Linked DNA regions of Homo sapiens: region 2 is linked to region 1. The links are chromatin contacts, found by Hi-C or POLR2A ChIA-PET in ENCODE. All regions are on one chromosome and are shown on one strand. The core of a region is the stretch at or near the end of the contact, and the rest is flanking DNA. Distances in the headings are between cores, read along the strand shown. Region 1 holds the start of ATF3 (activating transcription factor 3). Region 2 has its middle 21 kb from the start of BATF3.

Region 1 (5,497 bases), core at 1,543-4,042:
GAAGAGTTTTGGTGTGGAAAGCTTTTCTGTCCCCTCCACTTCATGGCACTGCCTGTGTGTGTGCTGAGAGTGTGCACACTGGACATTGGTGGCATTAACTGAAGTCAGGGTAAAATAAGGATGCAAAGGACTCAGATGTTGATCACTCTCCTGTGGCAAAGACCTCAGGGGCTCTGCCTTGCTCTGTTCTTTTCCAGTCTCTCAATTCAGCAGGCATTTCACGGTTCTCCTGGGGGCTGAGGGGAGGGAGGCAGGCAGGAGTAGTTTTCGTTTTCCCTGGGTAAGAGTTTCATTCAAGTGGGAGTGGACTTAGTTCTCTGTCAAGATTCTTATCACTTTTCGGGTTTAGAATATCAGGATCAGACTTCCGTGAACAGCTGACAGCATTTCTATCCAACTTGGAGATTCCAAACTAAGAGTAATTAGAATGAAGCAAGATTGATAAAAAGAACTGGAGGCACAATGGTAATAAGAATAACCCGACCGGGGTGTTGGGGGCTTCTCCCCCCACCCCAATTATCCTTCCCTTGCATTGTTTTGTGGAGGACGGTCTGGCTGTTTGTTTACTTGACGCCCTAAGTTGAATTTCCCCTTAAGGACAGGAGCAGATCTCCACAGATCTGGCTTGGGTGTTTTAATGGAATCATAGTTCAACCTGTAAACTGGTCAAAATTTCTGTTTCACAGCAGAAAGAGTAAAAAGCTTCACGTGTTCTCCCTCCTCTCCTTGCTTCACTTTATAATGGTGCTATTTATTCCAGAACAATCTATAAGTAGATAAAATAGCTAAGTAGAGATAACAAATAACTTCATTCAAATGCAAACACTCCTCCACCTAATCCCGCCCGGTGTCCGCCGGGCTGCTCCGACACGCCCGGGGTTTACCTGCGCGCACTCCAGCGGGAGGGCGGGTTGTGGAGGTGTGCTGAGCGGCGCGCGGGGGTGAGGGCGTGGAAGCGGAGGGTGGGGCCCGGAGAGCCGTTACCAGGGCGAAAAGTAAAGCGAAAACACCCGCCCTGCACTTCCCGCGCGACGCCGCTGGAAATCGGTTCAGGTCCAGAGCAGGATCTCGGAGGATCCCGCGTGGAACTCCAGGGCTCCCGGGTCCGCCGGGGCGCAAAGACTTCCGAGGCCGCCCTCCGCGTGTTCCCAGGCCCGTGGAGAGGTGGGTGGTCTGAGTGAGGTCGGGCTTGGCGGCGAGGAACCCCGGTGGGGGGAACTGGGGACTTCAAGTGAGACCCAGGCTCCAGACACCTCTAGTTTCTACCCCAAATTACCAAACTGTGACCTTCGGCCGCCTCTCTCCCAGAGGCAGGTGGAAAGGAGCAGGTGTTTCTGCCCTTCACCGTGCCCCCACACCCTGCGGCCGCGCAGGTCTCCCTCCCAGGCAGGTGCGAAAGTCCCAGGCCACACTTGTGTCTACAAATAGTCATCCACGGGCAGTCAAGAAGGTTCCTTGGTTCTGCCGCTCTCTGAGCAGAAATTGTTGGGGTCGGGGAATAAGAACCAGGAAATCGTTTTTAAGGTTCAAACCCAGTTCTGCTGAGGTCTCAGCTCGAATCTCGGACCACGGGGCCCCGCCTTTCCCGCCACCCTGGCTTGAGGGCAGAGGGGATTTCTGCTGCGGGTTCCGCCTGTGGTCATTGCGTCCCCATTCCGGGCCGTCCGGTCCCAGTCCAATCGGCTCTGGGAGCAGAAGAACACGTGAAAGCTGAACATGGGTTTTCCCTAAATATTGCCTGAGAGCGGGGCGACCCCCAGGCCTGGGCAGGTTCGCGGACCCCAAAGCACCTTCTCTTTCCCCCTCCTCCTGGCCGCTGGCTTCCGCCCCCTCCTACCCTCCCACCGGGTTGCCTCTGATTCCTCCTGGACTCCGATCTTTTCACGCTCTTGTTGGTTTCACTGACATGTTCTTGTCAATTTCAAACGCTTTGTGATTGTAAAAAAAAAAAAATCGAACCGATACGGTCCTACCACTCGCCCTAGTTTCGGAGCCCGGAGCTGTCCTGCGTGTGCGTCCATGTGGAGTGTCCGGGGCTGCGGGCTCGGGCGCACGGTGCCAGCCGAGGGCTGCCCTCCGCTTTTGTGTTAACCGGCGGGCTTCTCGCGGTCCCCGCCGCAGAGGTCACACCCGGCGGGTAACGGCGTGGATACACCGAAGGGTGACTTTGGACACCTTCCCCACACCACAGACTAACGCTTCTGCCCCTACTCCGCCCCTGCTAGAGAAGTAGGAGGCCAGTGGGGGAGGGGGTATTTTCCTGAAGCTCCAGAAAATGACCACGCATTTTAGAGAAAGGTCGTGCCCGCTTCCCAGCCTCACCTAGTCTGGGCTGGGGCCGGGACCCGCCTCCCCACCTTCCCCGCCCCCCCCGCTCTTCAACCTAGCGGAGGGACAGATGCCAGCGCGGTGGAGTCATGCCGCTGGCTTGGGCACCATTGGTCATGCCTGGAACACGCAGCAGCGAGTACGCACATCTGGCGGCTATCCCGGGCGGCTCCGGTCCTGATATGGAGAGAGAGGGCGGGCTGGTGTGTGTCTCAGTGAGCGAGGCTGGGGGAACGCGCCTGGGCTGGCTCCTCCCCGAACTTGCATCACCAGTGCCCCCTCTCTCCACCCGCCTTCGGCCCCGCCTTGGCCCCTCCTCCACCCCCCTTCCTCCGCTCCGTTCGGCCGGTTCTCCCGGGAAGCTATTAATAGCATTACGTCAGCCTGGGACTGGCAACACGGAGTAAACGACCGCGCCGCCAGCCTGAGGGCTATAAAAGGGGTGATGCAACGCTCTCCAAGCCACAGTCGCACGCAGCCAGGCGCGCACTGCACAGCTCTCTTCTCTCGCCGCCGCCCGAGCGCACCCTTCAGCCCGCGCGCCGGCCGTGAGTCCTCGGTGCTCGCCCGCCGGCCAGACAAACAGCCCGCCCGACCCCGTCCCGACCCTGGCCGCCCCGAGCGGAGCCTGGAGGTGAGCGCTGGAAGCCGAGGGAGTGAGCGCGACGAGGGCTGCTCGCCTTCATTCCCTTCGCGCCCCTCTAAGTAACCAGTCCGCCGACCCCTGACCCACCCCGGATCCGCGCCCCCAGCCTCCGGCTTGGAAATAACTCTGGCTTAAACTTCTTCTAAGCCACCGCTGCTCCTCGGCGCTTCGAAAAGTTTCCCGCAAAGCGAAAGAACTAACTTTCTCTTTTGACTTGGGGCGCGAAAGGTTCCTGGTGACGGAGGTCGGGCGTCCACTCTGCCGCCAGCCTCGAGCGCCGCTTCTCTCCGCCGACGGCGCTGGCTTGCCCGGCTGGGAGAGGGCGTAAGGTGGGTGGGCGGGTGCGTTGGGGTGTCCGAGGCTGCCTCGCTCGCCGTCCCGCTCCATCCCTCGCTTCGAGACACGGCACTGTGGGAGCCGATCCTTCCCGGGTGGGGGGGGGGGGGCGCAGAGAGGCACGAAGGCCGGAGGCTTGCGGGAGGGCTGCCCCACGCGCCGAGAGGAATGAATGGGGAAGGGGCGAGAGGGCGGGAGGCGTCCCGGGCGCGGCCGCTGGGGGTCGCCCTGGGTACCCCGCAGCACTGGCGGCAGGACCGTGAAGGCAACCCCGAGAAAAAGTTAGCTGGGATAAGCTTGGAAGTGGCGAGCGCTGGTGTCGCGCTGTCCCGGGGCGGAAGACGGGGAGGGCTCCCGGCAACGGCTGGTGTCCGGACCCCGAGCCCGGGACTCCCACACACCTGGGACTCTCACTCTGGCTTTTCCTTCGGCGGGTCCGCGGGAGACCCACCGTGGCGGGGAAGCGAGGGTGTGGAGCCACTTGTGCAGATATTTGAGAGAATGGCTTTGTGGTCTAGTGCCAGGACTCTGAGCGCTTACACTGCAATCGATGTCGTTGGGCCTCAGTATGCGGAGCCGGGAAATAAGGGCACATGGGCAGTACCGGCCCCCTCTGCGTGTTGGAGGGCACAATGCAGTGGTTGGACCAGATAACTACTAAGGTCCTTTCTGTCTGGAGATTTTCAGATTTTGGAGTGGTGTAGTGGGGAGAAAAGGAGCCAGTGAGGGGACTTGAATGGGGTGGGTCTCTATCTAATGTCATTCACCAGTGTCCAGACAGTGGGGGAAAGGGGACTTTTCTGCAGGGCATCTTTTCCCTCACCAGCTTTCTTTCCACTGGATTCGTTCTCCTTCTCTGCTCCCCCCACTCCCATTTTCATTTCTCATCTACTTCCTTTCCTCCTAAACATTTTCTTTTCCCTAATTTCATTGCATAGGTCACATATGCTTTCTTACAAATAAAATAGTTACTAAATCCTTGATGAACCCAGAAAGAAAAGGAGAGCCAGAAAATCTGGATGTTCTCTCAGTGTACCCCTTTCGTTGTAGGTGACAGTCATATCTTCTGTTCGAAGTTTCTGTCTCTGTAACTTAAAGTGAAGGCAAAAAATTGGTATTACTGTCCCCATTGTTTTGCAGTTAGCATTGGTTGTAGAATAATGCTACAACATACAGGCTCCTGCTTTGAGGATATCCTGGGCAAAGATGGGATGGGGTGAGGATTGCAGTTACTGTCGGAATGGTTTCAGAGACAGCAAAGAAGGCAGCACCCCACGCCCGCAGTGGGGATAAGATACAGCACCCAGCATCTGTGGCAGTGATGGGAGCCTTCTTTTTCTCTCTCTCTTCCTCCTTGCCCTTTAGCCATTATAGAATTCCTTTTTCTCCATGGCCGTTTTCTTCGATAGCCCCTCCCTATCTCAGTCCTGTCAAAGTCTCCTCTGTGATTGGTACCAGGTGCCAGGACTCTTGACCCCTTATCTACCTGGCTAATGGCTCTGTTCTCTGGTTGCCTTGTTGGTTGATCCCTTGAGGCGGTCGATACCTATTGGTGATGGAGCAAAATGAGCAGTCGGTGGGTGTTCAGCAGCTTGGCATGGGCTGGGCCACTCACCAGCTTTATGACCTCAGGCAAGTCATTTTTACCTCCCTGGACCAATGTACTCATTATGAAATGAGAATCTGACCTAGATGATTCTAATATTGAGAGGGTGTGATTTCCATTAGATAGAGTCCATGATTCCTTCCTTTTTAAAATTGGCTGGGCATGGGACAGGGCCAGTGGCTTCGAGTGTTTACCCAGCCAGGGGAGGAGGAAGGACATAGCCAAGATGCCTCAGAAGCTTTCCAAGGGAGAAATGGTTTATATGTGAGAATTGGTTCTCTTTCAAATATGTAATGCAGAAATGCTGGCATCAGCAAATAGTGGGGTGAAACCTACCTGGTCTGTGAAGAACTTGGGGTCAATGAGAGTACAAAAGAGGCTCTGACTGACCTGAATGTCTTGAAGGTTCCAGTTAATTCCTCACTAACAGGGCTTTATTGAATTGATAACAACAGAATGAGTTTTTCCTGAAATGGAGAAGATGGAGTCACAGTAGTAATGACTACCCGGTGTGTATGTAAATCTCATATGTCCTTCTCAACAGCCCTTTGGGGAAGGCAGTTTTGATCTCAAATTACAGA
Region 2 (5,497 bases), core at 2,161-4,660, 110 kb after region 1:
ACCTAATAATTATTCAAATTTATTGCTTTATTTTTCCTTGTTTTTTCCTGTTTTTGTTTTGGTTTTGGTCTTGTTTTTACATATGTAGTGACCTCTGCCAATGGATCTGAATAGAGATGGGTAATTCTCCTTGTGTATCTCTACCTGGGACAGTGCCACAAACAATTAGACACACACTTAGGTCAAAACCCTTCAATTATTCCCCATATTGTGACAAATATAATCCAAAACTTTAGGCTGACTTTTAAGTCGTATATGGCACACTTTAAATTTACCTAATCCAGCTGTGTCAATGCCTCCCTATTTCCCAGCTTAGCTTGTTCCTCCCTCCACGATTTTGGCCATGTCATTTTCTTTGAATACAGTGCTGTCAACCAAAATCCTATTTACGCTTTAAATGTGGCTCAAATGCTCCCTCTATGGAGACTTTCTTGATCATTCCAACTGGAAGTGATTGCCTTCTTCCTCTTAACAACAGATTATAGAACGTCTGTCATATAATGACTGCATGGTTTGGTATCATAATGCACACAGCTGGGAAACCACTGGGTGGTCTCAGTGATTCAGAGCAGAAGTGTCTTATTGTTTCTTTACATCTATTTTATTGACTTGTAGGTGAAGTGCCTTTCCTTTATTAATAGTCTTTTTTTTTAGATGGAATCTCACTCTGTTGCCCAGGCTGGAGTGCAGTGGTGCGATCTCAGCTCACTGCAACCTCCGCCTTCCAGGTTCAAGTGATTCTCCTGCCTCAGCCTCCTGAGTAGCTGGGATTACAGGTGTGTACCACCACGCCCTGCTAGTTTTTGTATTTTTAGTAGAGACGGGGTTTCGCCATGTTGACCAGGCTGGTGTCGAACTTCTGATAACCTCAGGTGATCTGCCTGCCTCAGCCTCCCAAAGTGCTGGGATTACAGGCGTGAGCCACTGTGCCTGGCCTCTTTTATTAATATTCTAACTCACGTAGTGAACATTGTTAAAATTCCATCTCAAATGACTATATCCACCAAAAGTGGTGTATTGGATAAACTGCCAACTTGTTCAGCAGAAATATTACTAATATGATAGATTGGAGGAATAAATTATTCAGAATGCTGATAAACTCATGCTATGAAGTGATTTCCACATACATGTCAGTTAGATGTGGGAGATGAACTACCAGTAGCAAAACAACCGACAAAATGTATTTTACTTGTGTATTTATTTATTTTAGATCCAAGGGATATGTTTGCAGGTTTGGTACATGAGTAAATTATATGATGCTGAGGTTTGGGTTTCTAAGAATCCCATCCCCCAAGTAGTGAACATAGTACATGATAGGTAGTTTTTCAACCCATTTCCCCTCCCTCCCCTACTCCTTTTGGAATCCCCAGGGTTTATTGTTCCCATATTTGTGTCCAAGTGTACCCAATGTTCATCTCCCACTTATAAGTAAGAACATGATAGTTCATTTGATTTTCGGTTTCTGCATTAAATTGCTTAGGATAAAGGCCTCCAGTTGCATCCATGTTGCTGTAAAGGATGTGATTTCATTCTTTTTCATGGCTGTATAGTAATCCGTGGTGTATATGTACCACATTTTCTTTATCCAATCCACCATTAATGGGCACTTAGGTTGATTCCATGTCTTTGCTGTTGTGAATAGTGCTGTGATAAACATATGAATACAGGTATCTTTCTGATAGAATGATTTATTTTCCTTTGGGTATATTCCCAGTAATGGATTGCTGAGTTGAATGGTAATTCTACTTTTAGTTTTTTGAGAAATCTCCAAACTGCTTTCCACGGGAACTGTACTAATTTGCATTCCCAGCAACAGTGTATAAGCATTCCCTTTTCCATGAAACCTCACTAACATCTGGTTTTTTTTTTTTTACTTTAATAACAGCCATCCTTACTGGTATGAGATGGTATCTCATTATGGTTTTGATTTGCATCTCTCTGATGATTAGTGGTGTTGAGCATTTCAAAAAATCTATTTTAAAAGTCTGACTTTTGGCCAGGTGCAGTGGCTCATGCCTGTAATCCCAGCACTTTGGGGAGGCCGAGGCAGGCGGATCACCTGAGGTCGGGAGTTTGAGACCAGCCCGACCAACATGGACAAACCCCGTTTCTACTAAAAATACAAAATTAGCCGGGCGTGGTGGCGCATGCCTGTAATCCCAGCTACTTGGGAGGCTGAGGCAGGAGAATCACTTGAACCCGGGAGGCAGAGGTTGCGGTGAGCCGAGATCACACTATTGTACTCCAGCCTGGGCAACGAGAGCAAAACTCCGTCTCAAAAAAAAAAGTCTGACTTTTATTGTGAGTCAAAGTGGGCAACACTCCACCGAATTTTGAACTTTTGTATCTTCAAGCTAGTTAGCCGATGGCAGATTTTGGAGTAATTATTGTTAGCTGATAGTTTCAGTGGTCTGCATAATATAAAGGGATTTACAAAGACTAAGTCTAAATACACCTTTATATCATTATTATTTTATTATTATTATTATTATTTACAAAGTTCCCAAGAGCTAGAATGTTATGTCATTTTTTAAAGTAAGTGATTTCAGGCAAGTTTCATACAACATATCTATATATAAAAGTAGCCATGAATTTTTATATTTTGCATGGATACAATTTTATATACCAGGCGATTCCAGACTTTATTAAAAATTGAATCATAAATTTTTAAGTCACAGAAGACTAGAAGAGATTCCTAAAAATGAAGATTCTCATTATAAAAAGGGACACCACAGAAAATTTAAAAATTCAGAAAACAGCAATAATTATTGATCATTAATAATAAATTATATATTTAATTAATACATAGTGAAAATAATTCAGTTATTGTTACCACCAATAATCCCTTTACCCAGAGGCAACTGCTGATAACATAGATCTTAGAGAGATTGTCCTAGATCTTTTTTTGGTTTGCGTCTAGGCAAGATTATACCTGAGGTTTGGTTTTTGTTTTTCTTTTAACGAAGGACTCTGCACTGCTTTCAGCGTTCCAGGACTTAACAACACGGATGATCGGCAGTTCTTTGCGTTTATTTTTGGTCCTACATGTTGTTCTTCAAACCCATTTCCTCTTGTTCTTTCCCCAACAGAGGCAGAGAAGTGTTGGCCTCGAGCTCTGCCTATGATTTTCCTGCAGAACTAAACTACCACACCTTAACCTGCTCTCCTCAGGGGTGAATCAATTCAGTGTCTTTCCTCTTGGCAGGTGAGTCTCATTCTCCAATTGTTTTGCCACTTTGGGGCATCCCCTGAGCCTTCTGAGAGGTTGAGCGCAAGGCATATTTCTTCTAACAACTAGCTCACTTTATTGACATTCACCTACCTGAAAGCAGGAAGCTGGATCAGATAACTTTGGGGACTTCCTTTCAGTTTTGACTTTATGTGCGCCCTCTCGGGACCTGGCTTAGGATTCTGCTCATGGTAAATATTTGGTAAGCCTTACTGGTTGTATGACTCATGAGTGTGGTTCCTAATAAGAGTCACAGAAAACAGTAAAAGCAGTTCCAGGAATTTGCTGCTTACTCAGTAGTGGTGGATGCAGCAGGGAAAATAATGCAGGCTTCCTGCCCATTTCCCAGCCACTTCTCCGTATATGCACCTGGTCACAAAGGGATGGTCACAAAGACCATAAGACAGACCCCAGAGACCCCAGGCAACGTGTTCCCTGGCAGGGAGTGTGTCCTGCGGATGGTGTTCCTCAAGGAGCACAGGCTTCTTAGGGGCGGCTTTCACTCAACTTGGAAGGGAGGTCTAGGTAGAGGGGTTCACTCAAGTGGACTCCTTCTCATTTCCTCGTTTCTTTCTAAGGAAGCCACTTTTAAGTGTGATGGCATTGAGACTGTGTATTGCTGCACCCCAGTGCCAGTGAACCTATGAAATACAGCCGTGCTCACTCTGTGCCTCACATGGAATCTCTCTAGAAGTAACTGGGAGGCCAGAGCAGGAGGGAGCCCAAGCAGTGGAGTGATGGGGCCAAAATGATCATCTTTTGAGAGCTCAGACTCATCAACATTCAACCTTTGCAGAGGCACTCAAGGCCTTTACTTTTGCAGAAAGTGCCTGAACTAGTCTGTCAAACACCTTCCAAAACTGGCCCTTTATTCTTTGGAAAGTTATTCACTACTCCCGTTATTCATCTTGCTCTTGTGTCTCTGACGTTTTATTTAAGCTCATACCACTTGCTCAGAACACCCCCAATCAACCTCTATCTTCTCTCATCATTCTCAGGGCTCCTGAAATTACCTCTTCCAGGAAGTCTTCCCTGACTAACAAGAACAATGAAACTTCCTGGCTTCCTTCTACACTAACCGCTCTCCTCAAATAACTTCCTTTTTGTTTTCACAGAACATAAATGCTTCAATTTATTTATTAGTTTAATGTGTGTTTTTAGACTCTCAGGAAGGATGTAATTATAGATGATGACTTCTGAGAAGTAGGATGGTGTCCAGCTTGATGTGCAAATGGCCCCAACATATCAGCAGCAAACAAAGGCTGTTGCCACAGGTGTGACTTTGCAAGTAATTGCTCAGACTTTGCCTTCAGAACCTGTTCTATATTTCCAGTGGTGCTGCTTATATGTGCAGCATTAGCCAGATTCTTCAGTAGTATTCATTCAACAAATGCTTATTGAGAGCCTTTTATGAGCCAAGTACTGTTAGGTACTGGAGATGTAGTGCCCATTGAATTTTTCTTTGAGAAATTTTATTTTTACCAAGCTCCCAAGAGGTAGAACTTTATGTCATTTTTAAAGTAAGTGATTTCAGGCAAGTTTCATAAAACAAATCTATATATAAAAGTCACCCAGGCTGCAGTGATCTCAGCTCACTGCAACCTCCACTCCCCACCACTCCCCCACCCCGCCTGCCAGCTCAAGTGATCCTCCCACCTCAGCCTCCCAAGTGGCTGGGACCACAGGCGTACACCACCACACCCAGCCTTTTTTTTTTTTTTTTTTTTTTTTTTAGTAGAAATTGGGTCTCACCATGTTGCCCAGGCTGGTCTCAAACACCTGAGCTCAAGTTATCCACCCACCTCAGCCTCCCAAAGTGCTAGGATTACAGGCATGAGACACTGTGCCTGGCTGAAATTTTTAAGATTATTGTGGTGGACCACCAATTTGGTGGCCCACACTGAACTATTTCTCTAAGTATTTATACCCTTGTGTAGTCTCCTATCCCTCTTGATTTTGAGCTGGGCTGTGATCTGCTTTAATTAACAGGATATAGTAGAAGTGGTGTTGTGCCAATTCCAGGTGTAAGGCCACGAAGAGCTGGCAGTTTCTGCTTTTGTGGTTTTGAGATCCCTTAGCTACCATGAGCAAAGACCTGCTACTCTGCTGGAGAAACTGTGTGGAGAGTCCACTTGGAAAGGGAGTGGCTCTGAGACTACAGGGAAAGGGAGAGAAGCTCAGACATTCCAGTGTCCCAAAGAACCCAGTCTCCAGCCAACCCAACTGAATACAGACACATGAGTGAACACCAGCAAGACCAGCAGACCA

The links. Hi-C counts contacts between places; a loop is a spot of excess contacts on that map. ChIA-PET counts read pairs that join two places held with the same protein, here RNA polymerase II (POLR2A). Pooled maps may share reads with other maps.
Region 2: a map of PC-3 shows a loop between it and region 1 (3-fold over the local background). The contact joins the enhancer-like site here to the promoter of ATF3 in region 1. A Hi-C loop is called at or near these places in 1 of 168 maps with a recorded cell type or tissue (PC-3) and 5 of 50 pooled maps. POLR2A ChIA-PET finds 5 or more read pairs at or near these places in 10 of 52 experiments (H1, HEK293, HepG2 and 7 more).

The regions. Positions count from the first base shown.
Region 1 is chr1:212,605,969-212,611,465 of GRCh38, forward strand. ATF3 (activating transcription factor 3) reads left to right here and starts at 2,793. Exons shown (of 4, transcript NM_001674.4): 1 at 2,793-2,962. RefSeq lists silencers at 885-1,064, 2,455-2,664, 3,285-3,424, 3,435-3,614 and enhancers at 1,461-2,418, 2,419-3,376, 3,115-3,174.
Region 2 is chr1:212,718,275-212,723,771 of GRCh38, forward strand. No RefSeq gene overlaps it. Among named protein-coding and RNA genes, the nearest start is that of BATF3, 21 kb to the left of the region's middle. Within about 2 kb of position 3,411, at least 5 of the 41 ENCODE cell types and tissues checked have a DNase peak (open chromatin) inside an H3K27ac peak, as active enhancers do; they include PC-3, where a contact is called at or near this core.